Regions from separate parts of the Mus musculus genome. Here region 2 is linked to region 1. Evidence: chromatin contacts called from ENCODE Hi-C data. All regions are on one chromosome and are shown on one strand. Each heading gives the region's core, a stretch centred on a gene start or an enhancer-like site at or near the end of the contact. The rest is flanking DNA. Distances are from core to core; before and after follow the strand shown.

Region 1 (4,801 bases), core at 1,180-3,679:
TAGCCCACATCCGGCCAGAGTTCCTCCTATGCTCTTGGGCATCTATGCCACTGACCTCACTTGGTGGGGGATGGGGAGGTGGACAAGGGGCAATCCCTGACCGGGTTATGGAAGAGAGGGCAGAAGGGGTGAGGTTCCCATGCAGATGAGAGTAAGTGCAGGGGGGCCTTGATGAACAGAGACAGTCTATGGTTTTAGAGCTTTATTGTAGAAAGGCAGGGAGAAAGGAGAGAAGGTGGAATGAGAGAGAGACTGGCCATGGCCAAGCGGAGAGAAGGGGGAAAAGGAGAGAGAGAGAGAAGAAAGGCTAGAGAGTTAAATGGAGAGAGCGAGGAAGAGAGTGAGGAGAGGAGAGGAGAAAGTAAGAAGAGTGTAAGGGGAGTAAGAGAGTGAGGTGGGGCCAAGCAGCCCCTCTTATGGTATGCTGCTATCTTTACTGTTGCTAGGTAACTGGGGCAGAGTCTAGCCTGAAGGTCAGAAGCTTGGGATGTTGCCTACGTGACTACTAACCATGGTTCTCTTGTGGGGGCTGGTGGGGGCGGGGGGTCAGTAACTTCAACAGGAGCCAGGGTTCCAGGAGACATGAGAGAACTCCTTCTATCCCATGTAGGTGAATTATCACCACTGGGTCCCGGGGTTCAACATAAAGTGTCAACTGGAAACCAGGCTGTCTGTGCATAGCCAAATGTCCCACAAGTCAGTAACATCTTTGTCAAATGTCTTCTTCACCTGTCATTTTTGATATCAGAACTTCATGATGCAAGTTAGTCTAGTCAGAAGTTAAGCTTGATTCTTTCCTTACTAATCAGCATCAAGTCCTGACATTTATATAAAACGTATTGGGAACTTGATCCTTATCTCGACAATCAATGCCTGCCTAAATTAGCATAGGTTTATTTAGCTTATTTTCATAGCCACCAGTCTCTCTTTTCAGATTTTGTCCGATTGAGTGGCCATGGTGGCATTTCTTAAGTTAAGAGTCTGAGTCACTAACACTTCCAGAATTCCTCATAATCTATGCCTCAGCCCCTCAACTAGATCATGGCGAATGCTCCACACTGTCTTCCAACCTGCCAAGTGATCTGTCTCCTTCAGAACTTTAAAGCAGCTGTTCCTAGAAGTCTATTCTGGTAACTAATCATCGGAATTCCTTTGAATAAACAAATATGCAGCTTATATCTGAAATGCTACCTCATCTCAGAAGTTTCCTTTTCTCCCCTTTAAAGTTTAAAAGAAGGCAAAAAGCAACCCTTAATCTATTTAAAACAAGAAACCATAATACTTTTGACATAATGCATTTCCTTTACTGTAAGTAAGGAATACTTGCTAATTAAACACAAAACAAAAAACTCTTTCTGTGTAACTGGAGCACTGTGGCTCACACCTACAATCTCAGCACCACTGAGGCCAGGGTAGGGGTAACACGAGTTCTGGCAATCCTGGCTAGTAAGCAAGATACAAGCAAGCAACAGCAACAATCACCACAAAGCCAAAGCCAAAAAAGCCCATCTATGGAACCTGCATAATACAAGTAAAGCCAGCTTTAATACACAAGGAAGGTAGAGAAATTTGGGGAAACATTTTTAGTATGTTTGGGGTATTCTTCCCGAGGTACATTTCCCCACATTTTGTTTAGGCTAGTACGTGTTCCTTTATTATAAACAAATATAAACCAAGTAACTATTTAGTGTTCATTAAAAAAGAAGACATATTTATCTGTTTTCTTAGTTTTGCCGTTACGGCATTTGACATTTTGGTTGTAGTGATAGACTTGAAGCTGTCAAATCTATCAGCAGAAGTAGAGCTAAATCAAAGGTATTATTTTCCGGTATCTTATTGTAGTTTTGGCAAAGTCAAATCTGTCACTAAGATCCGCCCCTTTATCTGTTCGCTGAAATAACAACTGAACAAGTCTTTAGGTCAATTTTTCCGCCTCACTTATTTCACAACTTTAAAGTGAGGTGCAAGAACCTCTGGTTCGACTTTCAGCCTTCCTCCCGGGTTCCTCCTGGGACAGACCTCTGGACGAACCCCGACCCCAAGTCCCAGCTCGGCTTCCAGGAGTCTGCACAGATCAGGCCATTGAAAGTTCCAAGAAGCCGGGCTGGCTGTCGCCCACAGGCTGCTCTGGGCGACAAACGTGGTTTAGGAACGCGGAAAAGCGGAAGCCCTTGGACCTCCGCGCCCCGCCCTCGGCGCCACTACCACGCCCTGCGCGAGACTCAGACCAGACACATCGAGCGCAGAATGGCGATGCCTCTCTGCCAGGCGTCTCCATCAGAAGCCAGCAAAGCCCAGCAGCGGGCAGTAGCTGTCCTTCCCGAACGCCGGGCGGGCTGCGGTCACCCCCCAGCCAATCCCGAGCCGTCGCAGACAGGCAGCGAATCGGCGGCCGGCATTCCAGGCGCGATGAGTCGAACTCCGACGCGGGGATCGGGCGGCCCGCGGAGCCGGGGCTGTTTCTCAGCAATCCGTGCCAGGCGTGGCTCCAGGCCTTTCCACTCCGACTCTGCGCGTGCGCCCGCCCGGCAGCCGGCGGCCGCGGTGTCCGCTGCAGCCCGCCGCCAGGGAGTCGCGCCGATGCACGGGCAACAACGCGGGCCACGATGACAGATTACGGCGAGGAACAACGCAACGAGTTGGAGGCTCTGGAGTCCATCTACCCCGACTCCTTCACAGGTGACTTTGGCGGCCTCCTGCTCCGGGGCGGAGGCCGGGGCCCCGCGGCCCTTCCTGCCGCTCTCCAGACAGTTTCCAGCACTCGCCTGCTTCCTTCCCCACTGTCCTGAAATCCGAAGGTCCGGGTGGCTCTGCGGAGGCCCTGGAATTGGTCCTGACCGCTTTGGTTTCGCGTAACCTCCGTCATCCGAGATTCACTGAAGCACGCGGGGGGTGGGGGGAACTAGCAGTGCGATGAGTTTCTCCAGAGCCGCTTAATGTCCCCCCTTTACCTCCTATTTTAAGCTCTGGTGAAGTAGCAGCTGTTTTCCCTGCTGAGAAGATTGGGATGCTGGCTTTTGAGAGCAGCACACTCGGGGATGTCTTATTCTCTCTATAAGAGTGATCAGGCATTCTGCAGAATGCCTGATGAACGATGTGGTCGCTGTGGTTCTTAGGTATCTTAGACGTCGTCGAGGTTCTGGAGGCCCAGGGAAGGCAAGTGGCTTGTGCTCTCCCTCCTCCAGCCAGAGGTCCTTAGTTCTTACATCCTGAAGACTTCGGTTAAGGATTCAGCCTCAGCTTAGATGTAGGAAGAGCTGATTGGGTCTAAGGGAAAGCATCCGTCAGGAAATTCATTAGTAGAATCTTTCCTTGTGAGTCTGTTTCCATGGAAAACCTATCTATGGGTCTTCTCAAATTAGGGAAGCACTCAAGGTAAAGTCAGTATGAACGTAGGCTGGGGATTGATGGGATTTACATTCCACAACCCTTCCTCCAAGTGTTGTCAAGTATTACTTAGTGTCTGAATTAAGAACCCAAGGCATATTACTTTAAATCCTAAACCATCCCTTTCATTGCTTAGCTTAGTTTTCTTTCTTGGCTTCACTTTTTGACCAACTTTTTGCAATGGAAGCAAATTTTGTTCTGCTTTGCCAACAGGCAGATGTCTCTCAGCTACTCCTGTGTAGCTCCAGTCGAGTTCATGTTCTCTCGCACCAGCAATACAGCTGTGTTGCGGATGTTAAGGGATGAGTGAAGAGGGGGTTGAGAGTGTCATTACCTGGGTGAGTGTATGTGTGGAGTCTGGCTTCCTTCTCTATCCTTGCTTATATGTCAGTGTCAAACTAAAATAAAGCGCTAGTGTCAGTTGTCCGATATAGTCTGAATTACGATGTTTAGACCTTTCTAGCACGTTAGAAATATAATAGGCATGAACCCTTTGTAGGCAGAAACAAAAATGCATGAGGCATACAGTATTTTTAACTTGTCTTAAATATTAGGTTATCCTTCACTAAGTTCCGCGCATGTGTGTCTTACAATGGCACATTTTTTATGTCTTAAAGCAGTATTGTATTGAATTTTGCTAGGTCCCAGTAGTAGTAGTATATGGAATTCTTGTCAGATGTACAAGTGCATAAGGAGCCTGAGTGAGCCAGGGTAACAAATGACGACTTACGATTATTTTGATGCACTCACCTATTCCATAGCAACCTGCTGAGCCTGCTTGTAATTCCTTTCTGCATCCATACACATTTTTGCAATAAAAACAATCTTGATTAATTGTTCTTAGGGATTTTGTATTGCTCTTGGTATTTTTTTTTTTTTTGAAACCTTTTAGGGAAAAGGTAGGACTTTTTGGTTTTTGGAGACAGGGTTTTTCTGTATAGCCTTGGCTGTCCTGGAACTCACTTTGTAGACCAGGTTGGCCTTGAGCTCAGAAATCCGCCTGCCTCTGCCTCCCAAGTGCTGGGATTAAAGGCATGCGCCACCACCACCCGGCTAGTTTGCAGGTTTTTACTTCATTTTATATCCTACTTAATACTAGATTTGGCAACTGCTCAGTCTGAGGAAGGAATTGGCTCTCCCACCCCACCCCACCCTGTCTTTAATGCATACCCAGTGAACTAGGAGAGAAGCATTTGTTAGGTCCACTGACCTTGTGTGATGTCAAAAAGGTGCACTTGTGGCCCACAGACCTAGCTGAGCCTTAGCATTAGTTGCTGTTCTATTGTTGGTGACCTTGTAGTCTAGTGCTACATTGGTCGCGAACTGTCATCACACCCCAGTTTCTTCTTTTTGCCTGTTCGGTAGCTTGGTTGCACTTTGACCCTCCTAACAACCTGTATAAACAGACTGTCTC
Region 2 (4,801 bases), core at 677-3,176, 300 kb before region 1:
CCTTTTCCTGTCGCTATTTTCTGTAGCTGTGCTCTGTGCAGCTCACCAGTGTGTGCCTGCCTATTATCAGTTTGTGCCTACCCACCTCCAATTACCTTTTTCTTGCTAATGATCCCAGCTTTCTGCTTTCTGTGGATGGTTTTACTCTCACTTGTACATTGATAGGTTCCAATTGCTCGTTCTGTGACCCACGGAGACATAGTTTGTCTTCTGTACTCTCCATACCCCAGGGATAGGTCTGAAAACTTGGAGTGCTCCTAGGAGCTCATCAGCCCCTGCCACTTAGCCTGCTGTCCTTACCACAATCCATAACTCCCTTAGAAATTTTGCCAGCCACAGATGTCAATGAAATGATGAAAACCCAGTCACCCTCTGTGTCACCCATGTCTGACATCTGTCCTTAGGCTCACCCCTGTCTTCCTCCCTCTACCCTCATCTTCTCTCAGGTGACTCAATGCAGCCCTGCAGTATGCTTGGGTCCCTGAGCTCCAGCCCACATCAGCCTGGTAATCCTCAAGCCATCCTCCATATTAACAAGTAGGATGCTCGTCAGATCAGGTCTCTGCTATAACTGCCAGAAGTAAATTCAGTCTGTGTTCCAAACAGTCAAAGGCAGAGAAATAAAATTAAGATAGTAACGGTGCTGGAATAGAATATCCCAGGAGCCAATCTGTGTTCAGTGTGTCCTTGATGAGTGGCATGTGCCTGACATCAGTTGTTGCCATGGTAACTAGAGAAGAGCAGATGGTACTGCAGCCAATGAGGGCCCTGTAACTCGGTCAGCCTGACCCCTGCTGACCCTAAGAAAAGTGTGGGGTGAGAGAAGCATCACATAGGCAGAGTCTGCCCCTCCCCCACTTCCTTTCTATGCTATGCAAAGGGAGAACTCAGCCCTTACCAATGCTAAGATACAAGATTCAGAGGGACCTACCTCCTATCTGGCTACTTCACTGCCAACTCACTCCCCACCCCATTGGCCTCAGCTGTTGTGAACACGTGAACATCCTCCCAGCCCCCACTCCACCCCCACCTTGCCTCATCTTTCCCTAGCCCAGCCTCCTGTCCTGAATCTCAAGGGATTTTTTTTCCCTGCATAGCACTTGGTGTTTTAAACATTTATTTTCCTTCCATCTAGAAAACAAAGACAACCAAACATGCTGATTCACACCAAGCTTGTGTGAACAAGGAGACAATTTAACCATGAAAGTGCCAGAGCTGGAAACCCTTATCATCTTCAGCCTGCTCTGCAGACCTTATGTAATCCCTCACTTCTGTGACTCTCTCCCCAATTCTTCTCTCTCTCCTCGTGCTCCATTCACACTGACGTCAATTCATTATTTGCTTTTAAGCAGTTCAGTATCTTTCCAGTTATTCATTGGCAAGCATGGTATATATTTAATCACATCCACACAATCATGCCAGTTCCCACTCCATATAAGCATCCTATAGCCCGTAAGTTCTCTTCTCTTCCCTGTTGTGTACTGGTTACAGTATCTCTGCTGAAAACATGACCTTTTATTCCTCATCCAGGTGTCTGTCCTGGCTGCTCTCGCTGTCGTTGCTTCTGGGATTGTAATGTATATACACAATCACTTTGTTAAAATGGAGACTGATTGAGGTCTCTGTCCTGGCTGCTCTCGCTGTCGTTGCTTCTGGGATTGTAATGTATATACACAATCACTTTGTTAAAATGAAGACTGACTGAGCCAGCCTGGGGAATCCTTAGCTTCTGCACGTTTAAGCTCAGAAGATGACACTTTAAGGGACAATGAAGTAGATGGGAAGCATTCCCCTCCTCTGTCTGGAGACCCCTTATCCTTGCCCGATGGCATTCACCTATCTGTTCCTTCTCAAGGGCTCCGGTTCCCTCAGTATCACAGTGAAGTTGGCTGCTGAGATTTCTCTTCTATTCAGGTGTGCCTCCCATGGGTAGCAGCTATGTTTAGAAAGCTGTCCTTAGCACTGTGCCAGTAACATGTGAAACATTACTAAATAAATGTGACAGAATCTTTCATTGTACCAGTTACAATTCCTGAGGCACACTGGGGTTGCAGGTACGTGCTTGCCACGAACCTTATATGGGCTCTGGGGATCCAAACGCAGGTCTGTCGGGAATTACTTTTTCCACTATGCCATCTCCACAGCACCTCCGTTCCTGTTTCTGTTCTATTGAATTTGCTCTACCTTACTAGCAAGTTGTTTATCTTTAGTGGTAAATCTTCCTGTTATAGCCCCTGTTTTGTGTACATTTCCTGAGAACACACACATAAAAATCTACTTACCCTAGTCAGGACACCAGCAGAAACACAGAAACAATTGCACCAGTGATTTAGTGGGCAAGTGAGTTTAATTGGGGTTACATTCAGGAGCATGGGTTACTTGTAGGCAGCAGTTAAATGGTTGATGACCTGTATGTCCTCAGGGAGGAGTAGAAGCCCTTCCCCCAGAAAAAGAGACAGTCAATAGGCCCAGCCCTGTACAGGTCTTCTGTCTCTTACTGATAGCCACAGTTGTTAAGGATTCAAAAGGCAATAACCGTGTCACCCTAGGGGGGGAAAAAGCCATTAGTAGGATAATTGTTCTATTACAACCCCAACATGAATTAGCATTTAATAGATATTTTGTTTGAAATTTTTCATTCTACCCATGGCAAGAAACATTATGATGTTCACTTAGTAAACCATTTATAAAGCAGAGGCAGGTAATGGCACTTGCTGCCAAGACAGAATACCTAACAATCTGTTTAATCCATAGAACCAACTCCTAAGACTGGTCTCTGTGTGCCATGGCGTGCACACACCCATGCATAAATAGACAGACAGACAGACATAGACAGATAGACAGACAGACAGACATAGATAGATAGATGAAAGATAGATCTGTCTAATAACTGTAAGCACACACAATGCTTACAGCATGTGCTTACTGAATGCGCACATGCTTTCCTTCTATACATGGTCCATGGCCCAAGGTGCAGCCCAACTAAAGATTGTTGTCAACCATACTTGCAGAGAATGATGAAGAGAAGGATGAGCTGCCGTCTCTGGATAAACCGGGCTGGTACTCCCAAGGGAACGCTGCCCACCTTTATGAGCTTCTGAAGAAAATGACCAGCAAGCCTGAACCCAAGGTAATGTCTGATCTCAATCAGCAGAGGCCTTGATGTCCACGTGCGATACAAATGGTGTGAACAGAGTCATGGGTGCAAATGGTTAACAGTTGTATTCTGCCTCTGAGCACCTGCTGCCTCTCTCCTTCTGCCTCTTTGACTAGATGCACTCTTGGTAGATACTCAGTCTTTATTTGTGACAGGGAAAAACAAGGATTCCAGAGAGGCCACAAGTCTAGGAAGTACAGTTCATACACGCAGTGCCTAAGAAGTGACATTCTGAAAACACCAAAGAATATTTTATAAATAAAACAAGGAGTGACTACCAACACTGACAGGCTTTTCCTCAAAGAATTGTTTGTTTCTGATCCCTTGGTCACATTGTCAATGCTGTACATTGATCTACACGATGCTCACCATAAGCCTGGTGAGCAGGAAGAATCACTGGGTAGCTGGCCATGGTTCATCGGTACCTACTTCCTTGGCCGTCTGAGAACTACTCAAGGGATCAGCAGAACCAGGGCCTGGATGAGGAACCTTGGTTCTTAGCCCTTAATCTCAGGCCCTCTTCTCTGAATGGAGGGGTATGGTCTGGATCAGTAGGGCTTTGCCTCAGGATATCTGAGGGCCTTTCCAAACTGTGTATGCTGGAACCATACATTCATGAGTTCTGTTTCAGCAGATCCACGGCAAGTCCTCAGAGGGTATAAACTCTTAAACAGTGGTTATGATGCATGTTCTTAGTAACAAGTAATTCCCTATAATAAATTTTATTATTAACATGTGAAAACACACAGGCTCACTTCTTCATGACGAATATCAAGTAAAATTGTTTCTCATATTCTACCTTCCTGCCATCTTCAACAAACCTGTGAATCATATAGGACCAATAATATGTGTGTGAAATTATTTGTAGGAATTTAAGACCCTTGGGGTGGCTGCTGCCTGTGGAGGGCCTTCCTTCTGTTTTCTGTGCTGTGGCCACCACTCTCACCTCCATGTCTCATTCAGAATTCTGTCTGATCACAGGTCGTTTACTTTGGTGACAGCATGCATTCAGACATTTTCCCAGCCCATCACTATACTAACTGGGAGACTGTCCTTATTCTCGAGGAGCTTCAGGGGCCAGAAATGGAAAAGCCTGAGGAAGCAGAGCCTCTGGAGAAAAGAGGAAAATATGAGGTAAGGATCCTGTCTACCCTTTTTGAGACAGGAGATATGGGGGGGTGGCAGTGTTTGAAAGCTAAAGTCTCCTTTTGCTACCTGACTTTAGAATCAACTGGAAATGGTGTTATATGCCTGTAGTCCCTCCATGGTAAATGGAAGAAGAGGATCAGAATTTCAGGGGCAAGTTTTACACCAGTCTGGGCTTTATGTGATCCTGTCTCAAATTAGCAAAGTATTCTGGTCTGCCGGGATATCTTCATGTTTCTATAGTCTGTGTCCAGATCACTATTATTTAATGACTTCCACCAAAGCAGATAACTCTAGTCAACCTCGTTTTAAGAGCCTGGTATGTGTCATCATCATTCTGTCATGGATGGGGAGAACTGTCTGAGGTTCCCCCTCTAACTGGGGAGCTATTGGCATGGCAGTTAATGACTGCAAGGGAAGGGTAGTCATTTTTTTCAATCATGTAGCCAGCGATAAGTGGCCCATGATCCAATAAATGAGCCCACACCTTTGTTCATG

The links. A loop is a pair of places that touch in the nucleus more often than their neighbours do.
Region 2: a loop to region 1 is called in a map of mouse embryonic stem cell, with 2.1 times the contacts of the local background. The contact joins the enhancer-like site here to the promoter of Rwdd1 in region 1. A Hi-C loop is called at or near these places in 2 of 37 maps with a recorded cell type or tissue (ES-E14 and mouse embryonic stem cell).

The regions. Positions count from the first base shown.
Region 1 is chr10:34,017,244-34,022,044 of GRCm38, reverse strand. It overlaps Rwdd1 (RWD domain containing 1), which reads left to right and starts at 2,429. Exons shown (of 7, transcript NM_025614.3): 1 at 2,429-2,679. The coding sequence starts at 2,607.
Region 2 is chr10:34,313,079-34,317,879 of GRCm38, reverse strand. Nt5dc1 (5'-nucleotidase domain containing 1) reads left to right here. Exons shown (of 12, transcript NM_176968.5): 9 at 3,012-3,130; 10 at 4,139-4,291. Among named protein-coding and RNA genes, the nearest start is that of Gm26564, 18 kb to the right of the region's middle. Within about 2 kb of position 1,926, at least 1 of the 3 ENCODE cell types and tissues checked has a DNase peak (open chromatin) inside an H3K27ac peak, as active enhancers do.